Regions from separate parts of the Homo sapiens genome. Here region 2 is linked to region 1. The links are chromatin loops, found by intact Hi-C in ENCODE. Cell type or tissue: breast epithelium. All regions are shown on one strand.

Region 1 (8,000 bases):
TTGACATGAAAGGGCCTCGGGTATGGGGCATTGCCAACTCCTGATTGTGCCCACGGGGAGGACCCCATAGTCGTCGCCAAGAAGTGGTGGTCGCCACTCTTCCCAGGGGCGAGGAAAAATGAATGGCCCAGTGCAGGCCCACACGCAGGGATGGCACAGCCGGCTTGTGAGGGGCAGAGGCTGGAGCAATGGGGAGGGGCTGTTTCGAGGAATGGAGATAATGAGCGTCTTCGGAAACCCTTCTGTTTAATTCACTCTTGATTGATTGTTAAGAAAAAGAGAAAAGATTCCATTGCCTACAGCGAAGAGTCAATCTCACGGATACATCGGAGCCCCCGGTTAATCCGCTTCATCTTTCATCTGTGCTGCAGTCGTGGATTTTAATGAGTTGCAGGCGACCCATTCAGACGTAATGGTGTGGAGGTCAACGTGGGTCAAGTTTAAGAAGGGGGGGCTCAGGGGTAGAAGGAAGAAACGGGGACGCTTGTCATGATCACAGCCGGGAGGAGAAATGGATCCGCTGGGCTTGGAGAAAGAGGGAAGGAGAGACAGAGAGTGGGAGACAGAGGGGAGAGAGGGCACTATCTGCCCCACCTTGTCTGGATGGCGCCACCCAGGGCGGAGAGAGGTCGCACTTCTTTAACACTGAGACGGCCAGGATTTTGAGGGACAGCTCTGAACCGGCTGATTTGTAGGGAACTAGAATTGTTATTCTTGTGTTTTTTGCTACCACCAAGGAGTTCTCCACAGAGGCCCATCTCTCAGGTGGGTTCTACGAGGCTTCACACTCCCGCACTGCAGTTTTGTGGCTCCATGGCTGCTATGGGACCGTCATGCTGGGGAGGCTGCAGAAGGGGGTGCGGGGCCCTCTTTAGATGGAAGAGGGAAGAGCCAGCCTCATCCCCCTCAAGGACAAAGGCCTGCCTGCTGCATCCCCCTCCCGCTTCTGGGGGGTCTTTGTGAAGAAAAACTTACAGTGTGGTCTTGTGTGATTTTTACTTTATGTTAGGGCAAATGTATTCAAATTACGGCTCTAAAGGACGTGAGGGTTATTCCAGTCTGAGTTTTAGCTTTTAGCTTTGATTTCCTAAATACAGAGGTAATAAAATATTTTCTATTTCTTTGTATTACAGATTTGCTTTTTCACATTTAGATCTTTGAATCACAGATAACACAGATAATCACAGTAATGGAAGAAATCAAAGTAACTAAACACCACTCTGGAAAGGACAGAGACAACAGACCGAGTAGCTCAACTGCTACCGTGAGCATGTGTGTATACAGGTAAGTTGCTATGTACACACGTGTATATGTCCTAACATGAGCATACAGTATACAGGCTAGTCGTCATGTACACACAGTGCATGTCCTAACGTGAGCATGTGTGTATATAGGCGAGTTGCTATGTACCCATGTGATGTATGTACTAATACGAGCATGCATGTATACAGGCGAGTCACTAGGTACACACATGCATACGTATACTAACGTGAGCATGTGTGTATACAGGGACAGTTGCTATGTACACACATGCACATATGTACCTGTGCATAACCAAAGTCTGCAAATAATGGGATATTGTTAATATTTAAAATGATCCTTGAAAACCCTTTAAATTCATTTAAGGCTCAGTGGCTCTTCAATGAGCAGGGGTAGAGGATGGAGGGCCAGCAGCACAGCCATGGTCCCGAGAGTCACTCCTGAACTAGCCAGTGTGGGGGCCAGCCCTTCTGCTCATGCAGCCAGTGGTCAGCTACAGGCACAGTCAACAGTGGTGACAGCATGTTAGGAGGTGCTGGCGTGTATCAGGGGCAGCTCTGTGAACAATGGTGATGGAGCATGTTAGGAGGTGCTGGGGTGGACCAGGGGCAGCTCTGTGAACAGTGGTGACGGAGTGTGTTAGGAGGTGCTGGGGTGGGCCGGGGCAGCTCTGTGAACAATGGTGATGGAGCGTGTTAGGAGGTGCTGGGGTGTATCGGGCAGCTCTGTGAACAGTGGTGATGGAGCGTGTCAGGAGGTGCTGGGGTGTACCAGGGGCAGCTCTGTGAACAATGGTGATGGAGCGTGTTAGGAGGTGCTGGGGTGTATTGGGGCAGCTCTGTGAACAGTGGTGACGGAGCGTGTTAGGAGGTGCTGGGGTGTATCGGGGCAGCTCTGTGAACAGTGGTGACAGCATGTTAGGAGGTGCTGGGGTGTATCGGGCAGCTCTGTGAACAATGGTGACGGAGCGTGTTAGGAGGTGCTGGGGTGTACCAGGGGCAGCTCTGTGAACAATGGTGATGGAGCGTGTTAGGAGGTGCTGGGGTGTATTGGGGCAGCTCTGTGAACAGTGGTGACGGAGCGTGTTAGGAGGTGCTGGGGTGGGCCAGGGGCAGCTCTGTGAACAGTGGTGACGGAGCGTGTTAGGAGGTGCTGGGGTGGCCTGGGGCAGGCTCTGTGCTGTCGACACTGGATCTTCCATCTGGGCAGGGCTCATTGTCTCTTGAAGAAAGTGACAGCTACAGAGGCTTCAAGGAAGCAGGAGTGGGCCGTGCAGATTGTATGAAAGCGCCCTGGCCATTAACACCTTTCACCGAAGCCCGACGGTGCAGTGCCACAAACCTCACTTCCTCTGAGCAACCCCAGGAGTCACATCGCCTGGGCTTGGATTCCCGGCATCACACCTCCGAATGTCCTGGAATCACCTGTTCTGTCTGTGGTATTCAGGACCCTTCCCTGATGATTAAAGATGAACTCCCCTAGAAGAACACACATCTACTGTGCCTGTTAGACCTCCGTAGAAACCTGCAGCCTTTAGAGCTGTGTGATGTGTTCACACACGTGTGGTTGTGAGGGACATCTCTCTTCACACGTGTGGATTGTACCATGGTCCGTGTTGGAATTCTCACAGGGAACAAACGAACCGTCAATTACCGAGGAAAGGTTTGCTGCGTGGGTAACTCGCCTCTGTGCAGGAAGAACCCAGAAGCCCTGCTCCTGCTGAGGTTGTAACTGGACCTGTAGCTCCCCCGTGGTGCGGTGTGTGTGCGACAGTGTGGGGCGGTAAAGGCTACACGCGTGTGCTCGCGGAACTCGGGACACAAGCTCCATGAGGCTCGCCGTGGATGGGAGCACGGGGCCAGGGCCCAGAGGAAAAATGGGGAGTTAGACAAGGATGGGGTGAATCCTGCAGATGCCAGGAGCTGGTCCTTTAGTGAGACTCTGAGGAAAGCTAAATAGGGCAGAAGCCTAGAAGAGACTCTGCAGGCGTGCCTGGGAGAGGACAGTCATAGACTCTAAGTTACCAGAAGGGGATGCAGAGTTGAGGGAGTTGTGATTGTTGAAGTACCTCAGAGTACATTGAAAGGCAATTTTCATGACATGGTGTGCACTCAATACGGGATGGTTTTAAAGAGGGGAGAACCGTCTGCCAGGGGAGCTAAACGTCTGCTTTTTATAAGGAATCTGGCCGTGAGATGTTGGCCTGGGAACGACAGTGCAAGAGGACAGAGGGAGGCCTGGCGGGTGGAGGGCGCTGCCATCTTGGAGATAGAGGGCAGGTGTGATGAGCACAGCATGAGGCCTGTGGGCTCGAGTCGGGGCCTGAGACGGGGCCTCCTAGACACGGCATCACTGAGCGAGGGGAGTGGCTGGACAGGACAGTGACGAATTTCCTCTCAATGGTTCCGCAGCCTTTGCCTCGCCTCACCAGCGCCAGCCAATAACTGCTCCTCAAGGGGCAGACAGGCTTTGCCATGCTGAACAAGCAGAAACTTCCCCTCCGAGATGCCCAGAAGTTTTCACCTGCCCAGGGTGTTGCCTGGGGATAATGAGTTCACAAAATGCTCTCTTTACAAAAAGCACTGGGCTTGCCTGGAGGGGACAGCTACAGACTGACCCCTGTGGCTGGATAGCCCCTTAAGTGTGAAATAAGTAACTTAAGATAAGATTCTCCATAGTAAGGAAATAATCTACCAACTTTTCTTTCTGAGAAAATATACCTAACTGGGTGGGAACTCGACATCATGCCTTAACTGGAATTTTTTCCCCGTACATCCAAATGTATTCTTGAGAGCTTAGGAACTAAGTCATCTCCAAAGGGACTGACACGGAGCAAACCATGGTGATGATCGCTGCATTCGTTATCTCTGAACGTCTCCACGCACCTCATTCTGCTCAGCCTCTTGCTGGACGTGGAGGGGCTTGGCTTTGCTCTCCAGCACTGCGGGGGTCGTGGGCACTGGGAAGTCTCTGCCAGGCAGCCTGTGGACGTGCAGCTGGCAGAGTCAATTGGATCCGTGAGCTCACAGGAGACCGGCCCCTCCAGGTACATGCCATCTGAAAACAACCTTTTAAGGGCAGGCGGTGGCTGAGTCATTGGTACTCAGCCAAGGAGAATGTGTCCCCACAGCTGTGGCACAGCCTCGCTCTGGGCTCACTCTGTGATATGATGCTGGCTGTGTTCTGTGGAAAGCAACGGTCCCATAAACCATAACTGCTAAGGGCTCTGCCACAGGCCAGCATAAGACATGGGCTGAATGTGCAGTCTGAGAGTGGAGGGAGCAGATGGTGAACTGGGAGGAGCCCTGTCAGGCCGCACAGTGAGCGAAGCACTGCTGAGCTGTGAGTGCCCGACGTAGTAAACCGTAAGGCGAAGCCACCTTGGACTAAAGGAAATGTCCACACCCAGCTTGGGGTGGAGTTGCAAACCTCTCCACTAAGCTGCAAACTCAGCTGTGTGACAAATAAAACTGACACAGCACTTAGACAGTGTTTCTCTTTCAGGAAGGATTTTATTTCCAGTACAATCGAGAAGGAACACTGTATCTCTCAATGGTGAAACTCTCCAGGTGTTGTCCCGAGTAATGTTTCGGGGACAGAAAAGATGAGAGGGTACAGAGCTACCCGGGTCAGAACTGTCCCCTCAGGTCAGAGCTGCTCCCCCAGGTCAGAATGGCCCCCCCAGGTCAAAGCTGCCCCTGAGGACAGAACGGCCCCCCCAGGTCAGAACTGCCCCCGACCCAGGTCAGAACTCCCCAGGTCAGAGCTGCCTCCCCAGGTCAGAACTGCCCCCCGAGGTCAGAAAGGCCCCCCGAGGTGAGAACTGCCTCTCCAGGTCAGAAGTGCCCCCCACCCAAGTCAGAATTCCCCAAGTCAGAGCTGTCCCCCCACCCAGGTAACTGTCCCCCCAGGTCAGAACTGCCTCTTCGGGTCAGAACTGCCCCCCCACCCAGGTCAGAGCTGCCCCCGCCCCAGGTTAGAACTCCCCAGGTCAGAGCTTCCTCCCCAGGTCAAAACTGTACCCCCCACTGGTCAGAACTGCCCCCTGAGGTCAGAAAGGCCCCCCCCCAGGTCAGAACTGCCCCCCCTAGGTCAGAACTGCCCCCCACCCAAGTCAGAACTCCCCAAGTCAGAGCTGTCCCCCCACCCAGTTAACTCTCCCCCCAGGTCAGAACTGCCCCACCATGTCAGAACTGTCCCCCGACCCAGGTCAGAGCTACCCCTCCCCCAGGTCAGAACAGCCCCCCCCAGGTCAGAACGGCCCCCCACCCAGGTCAGAACTCCCCAGGTCAAAGCTGTCCCCCCACCCAGGTGAGAACTGCCTCCCCAGGTCAGAATTGCCCCCACTCCACCTCCAGGACATGGCCCAGCCACTTGTGGATAAGCATCATGGGGACGGAAGAGAGGATGGAAAGTGAGAAGACGGGTGGGAAAGTCAGACAGGCCAGCCTCAGGCCCCTCCCATGGCTTCGAGAACTTGGACCCTGCAGGTTCCCTACCAGGGCTGCTGTGCCTACTGGACACGTTTTGCTTGGCCAGGCCTGCGTGGAGTGGGGACTCCCTGCCCATCCTGCAGCAGGAACGCAGTCATAATTCATCCTGCAGTTACAATTTAGCAAGTAACTGTTTTTCTTTTCTTTTTTTCTTTTTGGAGATGGAGTCTTGCTCTGCTGCCCAGGCTGGAGTGCTATGGGGTGATCTTGGCTCACTGCAACCTCTGCCTCCCGGGTTCAAGTGATTCTCCCACCTCAGCCTCCCGAGTGGCTGGGATTACGGACACGTGCCACCACGCCCAGCTAATTTTTATATTTTTGATAGAGACAAAGTCTCAAACTCCTTACCTCAAGTGATCCACCCACCTCGGCCTCCCAAACTGCTGGGATTACAGGTGTAAGCCACCACACCCAGCCAGCAAGTACTATTTTTCTTAAGCTACTGCATGAAAGTTAAGACAAAGATTAAAATGAAAAATATGCATCTTCTTTAAAACATGCATTTTAATGAACTATAATAAAGAAACAAATGTATATTGGAGATTTTTTTAAGACGGCAATTGTTGCAAAATCTGACAAAGTTCCAAAAACAGTTTCAGAAATCCCTGAGCTGATCAGCACAGTTTTAATTGTTCAAACTACATCTAAATATAGTAAATTGTACCATGATAGCTTACCAATGTCACTTTCAATATTTATAAGCATGAAGTTCAATTTATAATAAATGGAAAATTTAAGAAATATTCTAAATTACTGCTGCATGTCAGTGTCTGTGAATTATTAACAGTTGGGGTAAACTGTGGCATTGAAACATTTTTTGGTAACCCACATATCCAGGAGTTAGAGATATATTTAGCTACGATGTAAACTTCTGGAGCAAATGCAAAAGACATTCATGCTGAATCCAATACTTGAAATTAAGTTTAACAGAAGGCTCCATCCCAGAATAGGTTCCATATCCAGAGCTGCAAATCGGCCTGAGCACCAGCATTCTGGAAGCTAAGCCAGGTGTGTCGCATCGTGCTCTGCAGAGTGGTCCTATAAAGATCTCCAGAAGTGGCCTCCGTGAGCGGACGTGCTGGAAATACTTCCTTGTTCGTGAGCTTACTGGAAGCAAGGTAGCCCAGGGCTTGGGAGAGTGCGCTCCAGGGTGGGGTGGTTGCTGTGAGACCAGATGATGTCACGGAGACGCTCGGGATGTTTTTGCCCTTCCACACTCTTCACGGCCTCCCGTTTTTGCTCCTTCCATTCATAACAGCCGCAGAGATCATCTCGATTGTATCTAAATTGCTACACACTACGTGGCTATCCAGTCCATCTCAGTTTTGTGCAGGTCTGTTGGGTCTCCGCTCCTCAGTGCAGTGTCCCCGAAGCCCCTTCCTTATCAACTGAAATTCTAGAGCCATCGCTAGTTGAACCTTACTGGTTTCTGCCTTGGCAGAGCTGGGTGACCTTAGGCAAGACAATTAATCATCGTATGCTTCAGTTTCTGCAATATTACCTATGTCATAGGTTTATTGTTTTGTCAAAGATTTAAATGAATACATTAAGGATGTATAAAGAAATTAGGATAGTGTCTAGCATTCAAAAGTGCTGGCTGTTGTCAAAGTTACTCTTTTCATTTTTAATATAAAAATGGCGTGCGTGTTATAGGAGACAGATGTGGGGGAGTGCAGGTGAGCAGGGAGCTGTTGTCTTGGGAATTCGTTTCTCATCTCTGCAGTCTTTGAGGAAGAGAAGCTGAGACGTGGAGCCTGGATTTTCCTCTGTGGTCTGCAAACATTCAGCGCTTCTCTAAGCTCCCATAGCTGTTGTATTTGCTATTAAATGACCTAAAATTTGCTGGTAGTTTGTTTTGACTGTTTCCTCGTTTGGGGGCTCATTTTTGCATTTCCAAGGGTATATATGAGCTTCCTTCCTCCCTGAGAGCAAACACTTATTCTTCCGTGAAACATCCACTGTTCATCGCAGCGGTGGGCATGCAGAGCGCAGCTCAGTCTCATTGAGGGGGTTGTTCCAACTGAGTTCAGTGACCACTGAGGGCTTAGCAAGATCTTAGGAACTAGACTCAAGGTCAAAGGGCTTCCCAGCTATCCAGGAGCTCCTTTAGAGAAGAACCTAAAATATTTGTATGCCATTAGTGTTTCCCTAGCTTAGTTTTTGGCTGATTGTCCTGAATAGTCTATAATTGAGCCTGACAATTACTATTGCACCCTAATGTATACACAGCCGTTTATTCATTTATAT
Region 2 (8,000 bases), 240 kb before region 1:
ATGGGCTTTGAACTAATTTATTAACAATGAGAAAGATGTGAGTAGGTGGAGAATAGATGATGTTCCTAGGAGGGTAACATGGGCTGTGCTGCAGACATGAAAACTTAAGGATTGGCAACTAATAAAACTAACAGTACGTGCTTGGGAAAAGCTTTTCTTGAAGGAATGCAGACATTGGTTTGGTGAGCTTGTTTCTGGTTGGTTGTGTTTTCATATTTCCTCCTCGTCTTGAAGGAATGCAGACATTGGTTTGGTGCACGTGTTTCTGGTTGGTTGTGTTTTCCTATTTCCTCCTCATGTTACATGTTTTCTAAGGAGGATGGAGTTTCCCATTACAGCCTTTGATTATGTGTCCAGGTGAGAAGGTGCATGAGGTCTTTCTTCAGGAATTCTCCCTGAAGAGCAGAGTGAAGAGTTCATTTCCTGCACACAGCGGCTGAAAGCTCAGCCTTCCAGACCAGGCTCATGATGATGATGATCTGGAGGAGGACAGGGCTGCTCAACCAGGGATCCGAGCAGACCCTGCATTCCACATGCAATTCCTAAAGATCCAGGCCTATCACAGTCATCACACGTGAGCTCCGTTCCCCTCACTCAGCATTTCCAGACCTGATGCTTTGTGAATATAAAATTGCATAATAATTCCCAAATCTTACAAACATCTTCATCTGAAATTTTGTCAATGACAGGAGGTTTTTGGTCACCTGGTTGATTAATGGTTGGTTGAGTTGGTTAATATTTAATGGCCTAACTCAGGAACATCAGAAGTGACATTCATATTAACCATCCATCTCAACGGCTGGGGCTTCCTTAATTAGATCACTTTGGCCATACGCAATTATAGAACAAGTCATCAGAACATAGTCGTGCCAAGAATCAACAACTTTGCTATCTTTGACAAATTTTTGTGAGATAATTGCCTTTAAAAGTACAAAACCAGAAACCGTGTATGAAAATAATCACTCTCCCCTTATCAAAGGAAGTGCTTTCACTCTGGAGAGTTGATGAAATTATCTAAGCATCTGTTTTTTACTGAATAGTTTCAAATCAGTGATTACCTGATTGTTGAAAACACTGCACCTCCAGTACGTACACAACCCAGGTGCATGACTTTGGCTTCGTTGTATTTCATATTGTAGATGTTGGCTCAATGTTGCAGCCACCATAATTTTGAGCTATGATTTTTTGAAATTTTGCTATCCAGCCTATTATAAGCTATCCTTGTGTTTATGCAATTTCTGTTTGATATACAGATGGTTAATGTCCTTCTTCATCCACAACATTGTAACTGGTTTTGGAAAAGGAGCAGGCTAAGGACAGAATTCTGTGGCTCGTCCTCAGAAGCTCCCAGAGACTGTCATCAGCCCATCCTTTTGATGCCTTTTCCCTAAAGCTATTGAACCAGATGTGAATTCGCTGACCTCTATTCAGAGATGGGGCTCCTGGGGAAGCCTTTTGGGTCCCACCCACCATTCCTCTCAGGTCTGCAGGTGCAGAGCGGCTTCCCCCTTCCCCAGGGGTCCTTGGCTCAGCTCCCAGAAGCCCCAGCTGTCTCTCCAGCTTCAAGCCACAGGAGTTCACTCTCTGTCAAGTGTTGATGAGAAACCAGGTAAACCCAATCTGCACTGCTGTTTGAGGACGTAGGGCTGAGATGACTTCATTTTCCTCCTCTGTGTCTCCTGCCAGGAATGAGTAAGGAGGTGGATAATCTGCAAAATAAACTTCGGAAAATTTGGTGTATTCAGATAATCATTTGAACCTTGAGGAATGTATACATGTAAAATGTTTTGCTATTTGAAAGCTTCAGAAACTGTATCAGACATGCCCCACCTCCCAGAGGTCCTGATCTGCATTTCCCCATTTCTTAATTTCAGTGGACAAATCCCCAGAGCTCTATAGATGGTCCAAGATATGCGGGAGGGGAGCCCAGATGAGGGCAGGGACAAGTAAGTGCTCCCTGCACATGGCTCGCTGCACACCGGCTTTGCCACATGGACTCCAGAGCTGCAAGGAAATAGGCCCTTGGCTCTCATGCACAAAGATTTGAACTATTGTAAAGAAAGAGGAAAATAAAATATGAAAAACTCAATAATTTAAGAATTACCCCAAACAAAAAAAAATACAGAAGCTGTCACAATACAATGCTTGGCCACTTGTCATTGAGGCAGAAGAAGAAGTGAGTCCTCCTTGCAGGAGACACAGAAGGGCCAAGGGCATGGGAAAAAATAACAGAGGTCAGGGTGTGAAAGCAGGAGGGTGTTCTTGGAGCAGAGACACTGTCATTTTGGGTTTAAGTTGAGTTTTTGTATAGAGAGAGTATGTGGTTATGGCACGGTGCTATGGTTTGGCTGTGTCCCCACCCAAATCTCATCTTGAATTGTAGTTCCCATAATCCCCATGTGTCGTGAGAGGGACCTGGTGGGAGATAATTTAATCATGGGGGTGGTTACCCCTACACTGCTCTTCTCATGATAGTGAGTGAGTTCTCAAGAGATCTGGTGGTTTTATAAGGGGATATTCCCCCTTCACTTTGAACTTCTTCTTCCTGATGCCATGTGAAGAAGGACATGTTTGCTTCCCCTTCTGCCATGATTGTAAGTTTCCTGAGGTTTTCCTAGACATGGGGAACCGTGAGTCCATTCAACCTCTTTCCTTTATAAATTGCCCAGTCTTGGGGATGTCTTTATTTAGCAGCGTGAGAACGGACTAATACACACAGGCTTTGCAGTCTGGCTAGGGGATTTCTAGAGCCTGTAGTCTATCATTGAACTGGCTACTTCATGGCTGAGCCTCTGTTTACTCATTAGGAAAAAAGAATGATACTAAGTCCTGAGATTGTTGGGTTATTGTGAGATTTGGATGAGACCGTGTCTGTAACTTTGCATGGCACAGGACTTATTGCATGCGATAATTGTGCATCAAGGGTTGGCTGTAATTAAAATGAGCATATTTATAACCTTCTTATGGGGATATTCTCCCCAGGTGGTCAATAGATTTAAGAGTGGGTCATAGGTCTCAGGATCCTACCACTTCATGCCCAATTCGAGTCTGAAATGAACACCGCAAACAACCCTCACTGAAGAGAACGTTGTTTCAGAATATTAAAAGTTCATGGTCCTGAGAGAGAAGTCCAGCAATTGAGATGGGAGCTAAAACTTTTGCATAGTGCAGCTGGTTTTCCAAGCGCTAGGCTACAAGACCAGAACTTGGCAGACATCTGAGCAACATAATTATTTTGGAGAGTTTCCTATAGGAGAAGCTGTGTTATTTAAATGTTTTCCAGTTACAGAAATGGGCCATCGTAGACACTGTTTCTCTGTGTGAATACAGGGACAGCAAACATTTGGGAGCTCTCAGCCTGATTTCTGATTTCCTTTGACTTTAAAAAATGTGTGTGGCTTTTAGTTACTTTCTAAGCATTATTTCAACATGACTTTATTGTGGTTTCATAAAATGGGCTATATTATATTTGGCTCAAGGAATACATTACTTTCAGAGGCCAGTTTTCAGATGCTCATTTAAACAATGAGTTAGCAGCCTGCATGTCTTCAAGGATGCTTAAGTGACTCCTGATGCCACAGGATGTAGAACACAGCCTTGCTGAAAGGGTCAATAAACAGATCCCCAGGAAGAGCCTTCTCACGCCTCGTGAGCACTTCACGAGTTCTCTCTTATTTCAAACTTCAGAGCTATTTTATGGGGTTGGTCAAAATCCATCAAGAGTTTTATTACACTCTAACTGTGGTTCCTACTCTAGGTGATAAATAATTTAAAAGGCAGGATAAAGGGTGTTCACCAGACGTACGCCGGACATCGAGCAGTTTATCATCTAGCTGTGGAGGTTTAACATGTACTAAGCTGGTGCTAATGCAGAATCCCAAGAGGAAATAAAGAGCGCAGGGAAAAAATAAACCCTCAGATCATTCCATTCTGTGGGGGCAGCTCTTTCAGGGGTCCCGTGGCCCCGCGTGGGGCCACTGAAGCCTCCCTGCCAGCATTTTTATTTCATGTCTATTTTAATTAGCTTTTATGTTTAAGAAACACTTTATTTTTGGAGGAAAGTATTTTTTAGGTTCATCTGTCTAAAGGTCGCTTTGAAAGCATAAATCTTGCTGAGTCAAAAGTTTACTGGGGCTGGGCATGGTGGCTCACGCCTGTAATCCCAGCATTTTGGGAGGCCGAGGTGGGTAGATCACTTGAGGCCAAGAGTTTGAGACTAGCCTGGTCAACACAGTGAAACCCCGTCTCTACTAAAAATACAAAAATTAGCCGGGCGTGGTGGCGGGTGCCTGTAATCCCAGCTACTTGGGAGGCTGAGGCATGAGAACTGCTTGAACCCGGGAGGCAGAGCTTGCAGTGAGCTGAGATCGCACCACTGCACTCCAGCCTGGGCAACAGAACAAGACTCTGTCTCAAAAAAAAAAAAAAAGTTTACTGGTTTAACAAATAGTTTTCTTGGTGAGACTTCTATAGGACTCTCACTTCAGATCATTCCAGGAAGCTTATAAAAATAAACATTTTGCTCACTAATTAATTTATATCCTCCTAATTTGAAAGCAATTTTACATAAAATTGAAATCTGGCAATGAAGGAGGAATAGCATGTCTGTTGTGTGACTGATGAGGACAGCCCCCAGCCTGTGAGAAGTGTCTGCACTCAGAGCTGCTGTCTCCTGCAAAGACTTCTGCCGTGAAAGTTTTCAACCCAGTATGTGATTCAGTGGTTCTAATGCAGGTGTCCTCATTCCTGGGAGTCATTTATCAGCTGCATTCGGTTAAGGATGAGTGGCATGGTGCTCGGCACAGGTGGTCACACCAGCTCATCATGCCAGCACAGTGCACTAAGAACAACATAGACAGACTCTAATGTCTCAGAGCCTGCTTCTTAGGATGGGTCTTCCCATCAGGAGCCATATAGTACAATGTGAACACTTGCAATCAGCCTTCTCCTAAATGTATGCACTTTATTTCCTGATAATATGTGTTGGTTGTAGATGCCAGTGTTGAGGTCAGTGACATGATTAGCTGATCACATGCTTAATAATGTTGTTTTGGATAGGCTTCTATATTTAAACATGTACCAGACAGTAGAGCTAGAAACCTCTGTAGTTATTTCAGGCACACGGGGACTCCCCACGAAGGAGTACACACTCACAACATTGTTGGAAGGACAGAAAGTGATAGCGGTCAAAGCTGCTGCTGGGCTACTGCAGACAAAGGTATCTCTCTGTCACTGTGATCCTGAGATCAGGAATTGGCTCACCTTGCTGTGACTGCTGCGTGAGAACTGCTTGCTGCTCACCCTAAAGAGAGCTGGTGGCCGAGGCTGGTGTTGCAGCTGCCCCTGAGGGCACACATGCCTGGCCCTGGCCATCAGTGGGGAATATGCCTCCTGCCTCCCTCCTCCCGCCTCCCTCCTCCCGCCTCCCTCCTCCCACCTCCCTCCTGCCCGCATCCCTCCTCCCTCCTCCCCCCTCCCCACCTCCCTCTTCCCTCCTCTTTCCTCCCTCCTCCCTCCTGCTTTCCTCCCTCCTCCCGCCTCCCTCACTCATTCCAAGTCCTCTCTGTGCATCCACTCAAGTCAACTCAATCCAGACGTAGATGTGAGGGACACGAGGAAATGGAGTTTGTTTATTTTTTCACTTTTTTGATCTTTCTAACTGAGGTAGTTGGACCAGAGGGTCTAACACTGAGTAGTTTGAAAGCCAGCATGTTGGGAATAAAAACAATAGCATATTAACCATGTCTGAAAAAGAAAGTGTGAATGAAAACCATGCAGTGTGAAGCTGGGTGTGGTCCATTAACAAACCCAGATGACGCCTGTGTGCCAGGGTGGCCGCGGCCTTCTTGGGAGCAGGACTGTGTTTGTGGGGAAGGTCATCACTGTTTCTGCAGTTTCCTGGACCTGGAAGTGAGTTGTGGCGTCCACAGGACAGCTGAAGTCCTGCATGCTCATCACCTTATTGTGACAGCAGCAAGGAGGTTGTTTCATTTAATGGAATATGCTTTTCTACTCCTTGCGTCTTCTTACCCAATTCTATCACAATACTTTTAAGAAACAAATGCTGCCCAGTTTTGTGGGTGTCGACTTGCTAGAGGATCCTGGAGAAGCATACAGCTGAGCTGCCGAATGTTTGCGTTTTCCTTTGCGAGGAACATTTCTGTTGCCGGCCTCCACCAGGCTTGTAACATTTCATAGAGTCCACTGATTCATCTAATTCCTAAGTTACGTATAATTTGTGAAAGACCATGACATTTACCTCCATTTAAAAACTGCTTCTTCCAAACAAAACTGCAAAACCAGTGCCTGAGACCTTGAGAGGAGAGAAGGATTCCTGTCTGTTTGTGCTGCTTGCAATTCAGGAGCAGCCTCTTCCTCCCCTTCCCTACGGGGAAGGGGAAGCTGGGCCTACGGAGGCCTCAGGTGTCAATGTGTTTCCCAGGGCGTGCTGTATGCTGAGCTGGAGCTGGATGCTGAGCTGGAGCTGGATGCTGAGCGGGAGCCAGGCGTGCCCCTGCCCCGCCCCTGCCCCACCCTGCAGCGCCCAGGGAAGGATTCCCTCTCCCTGCACATCTGCGCACTCCCTGGCCAGTCCCTGCCCTGCCCCTGCCCCACCCTGCCCTGCCCCTGCCCTGCCCAGGAAGCATTTCCTCTCCCTGCACACCCACACACTCGCTGGCCAGCCCCTGCCCTGGCACAGTTCATGGGACACCGTTCAGCTGATTGGGCCACAGACTTTAGTCCCCAGATAAATAATGCTCTCTTTAAATAATGTTGTTATTGTTATTATTATGTCCAAAAATAGAAAGCGTAAAGACAGACTCTTTTGACTTTGGTTTTCACCACTAAGAACCTACTTCACACCATGAGAACCTGAGTCAACTCCATTTTGTTAGGTTGGGAACATAACTTTAAGAGCAAGTGTCATTAAGTTAGACACTAAGCAAACATGTCTTCCTTCATGTTTCTCGTGACGGGGTAGGAAAGCAGCCCTGTTTTACTGTTATCTTTAGTTCTACTTGGTGGGAGGTGGGTTTTAGCCGCAGAGCTGCTGGAAGCGGGGTCTGGAGGGAATGCTTTCAGCGAGAGGGTGGGCAGAGCACACAGGGCTCCCGCTCAGAGAGGAGCTCAGCTGGGGAGGAGGAGGAGGCTGGGAAGGCCCATCAGGAGGGACAGCCGGAATTCCCGCGGAGTGGAGTCTTGCTCCCAGCCCTTCCTAACTGAAAAGACTGCGAAGGTGCCCCGGGCTGGGGGCCTGGGGTGGGCGGCTGACAGGTGTAGGGCCTGGAAATCCAGTGGAGTCTCCAGCACAGGAGCAACTGTGGAATCAGAAGCGCTGTGCTCCTGCTCCTCGTTCCATTTGAGATTCAAGCCAGGAAAAGAATTCATAGTTAGACAGAGGGCTGAGCTGACGTAAGGAAGAAACAAATGCACTTTTAAAAGGAGAAAATCTCCAGTGCCCAGCTGCTCCGTCCGTAGTGCATGAGCCCCGAGAGGAGAAAATGATTCCTGCCTGTTTGTGTCATATGCATTTATTGTGTGTAGACCTGGCTTCGTTACAAATCTAGATGGAAAAAAGCAAATTTAAAACAAACAGACCATAGGATTCCACAGGCTTGGTTCCGACATCCTAGCAATGTTTCAGAGGCTGAAATTGTCAGCACTGAGCGTCCTTTGTTCAGATGCAGCCATACTCTGGCGTCTCAGTCATTGAATCGTCATTGGAGCCCCCCGTTTTGGCTCTGGGTGGCATGTGTAGATGTAAAGAAAATCCTTGCTTAAAGTTACTTCCAAAATGTAGCCAGACCTTCTGTTTCTGTAGGACCCGACCTTCTGTTGCTCAGATTCTGCCAAGACTACTACTGCAAACTTGTTTTCATTCCATAGTTTACGAAAAAGAAAAATCAATGAGGGAAATGCTTTTTAAAAAGTTTTAATTGAAATATGACCGTTGTACATGTTTTTGAGGCATGTGCTATTTTGATACCTGAGTAGGATAG

What was found. Peaks named below come from ENCODE experiments on the same cell type or tissue, not always from the same donor. Only the 100,000 strongest peaks of a DNase experiment are listed, where the experiment ranks them.
Region 2: a loop joins it to region 1, with 4 times the contacts of the local background. A loop is called at or near these places in 6 of 110 quality-filtered maps.

Annotation. Positions count from the first base shown.
Region 1 is chr6:168,873,542-168,881,541 of GRCh38, forward strand. No RefSeq gene overlaps it. Among named protein-coding and RNA genes, the nearest start is that of LINC01615, 290 kb to the right of the region's middle. In breast epithelium, no CTCF peak of the experiment used is centred here; a DNase peak (open chromatin) is centred at 4,340; H3K27me3 peaks cover 635 bases.
Region 2 is chr6:168,631,457-168,639,456 of GRCh38, forward strand. All of the region lies in intron 9 of SMOC2 (SPARC related modular calcium binding 2), which reads left to right. Among named protein-coding and RNA genes, the nearest start is that of SMOC2, 190 kb to the left of the region's middle. In breast epithelium, no CTCF peak of the experiment used is centred here; no DNase peak of the experiment used is centred here; H3K4me3 peaks cover 322 bases; H3K27ac peaks cover 431 bases.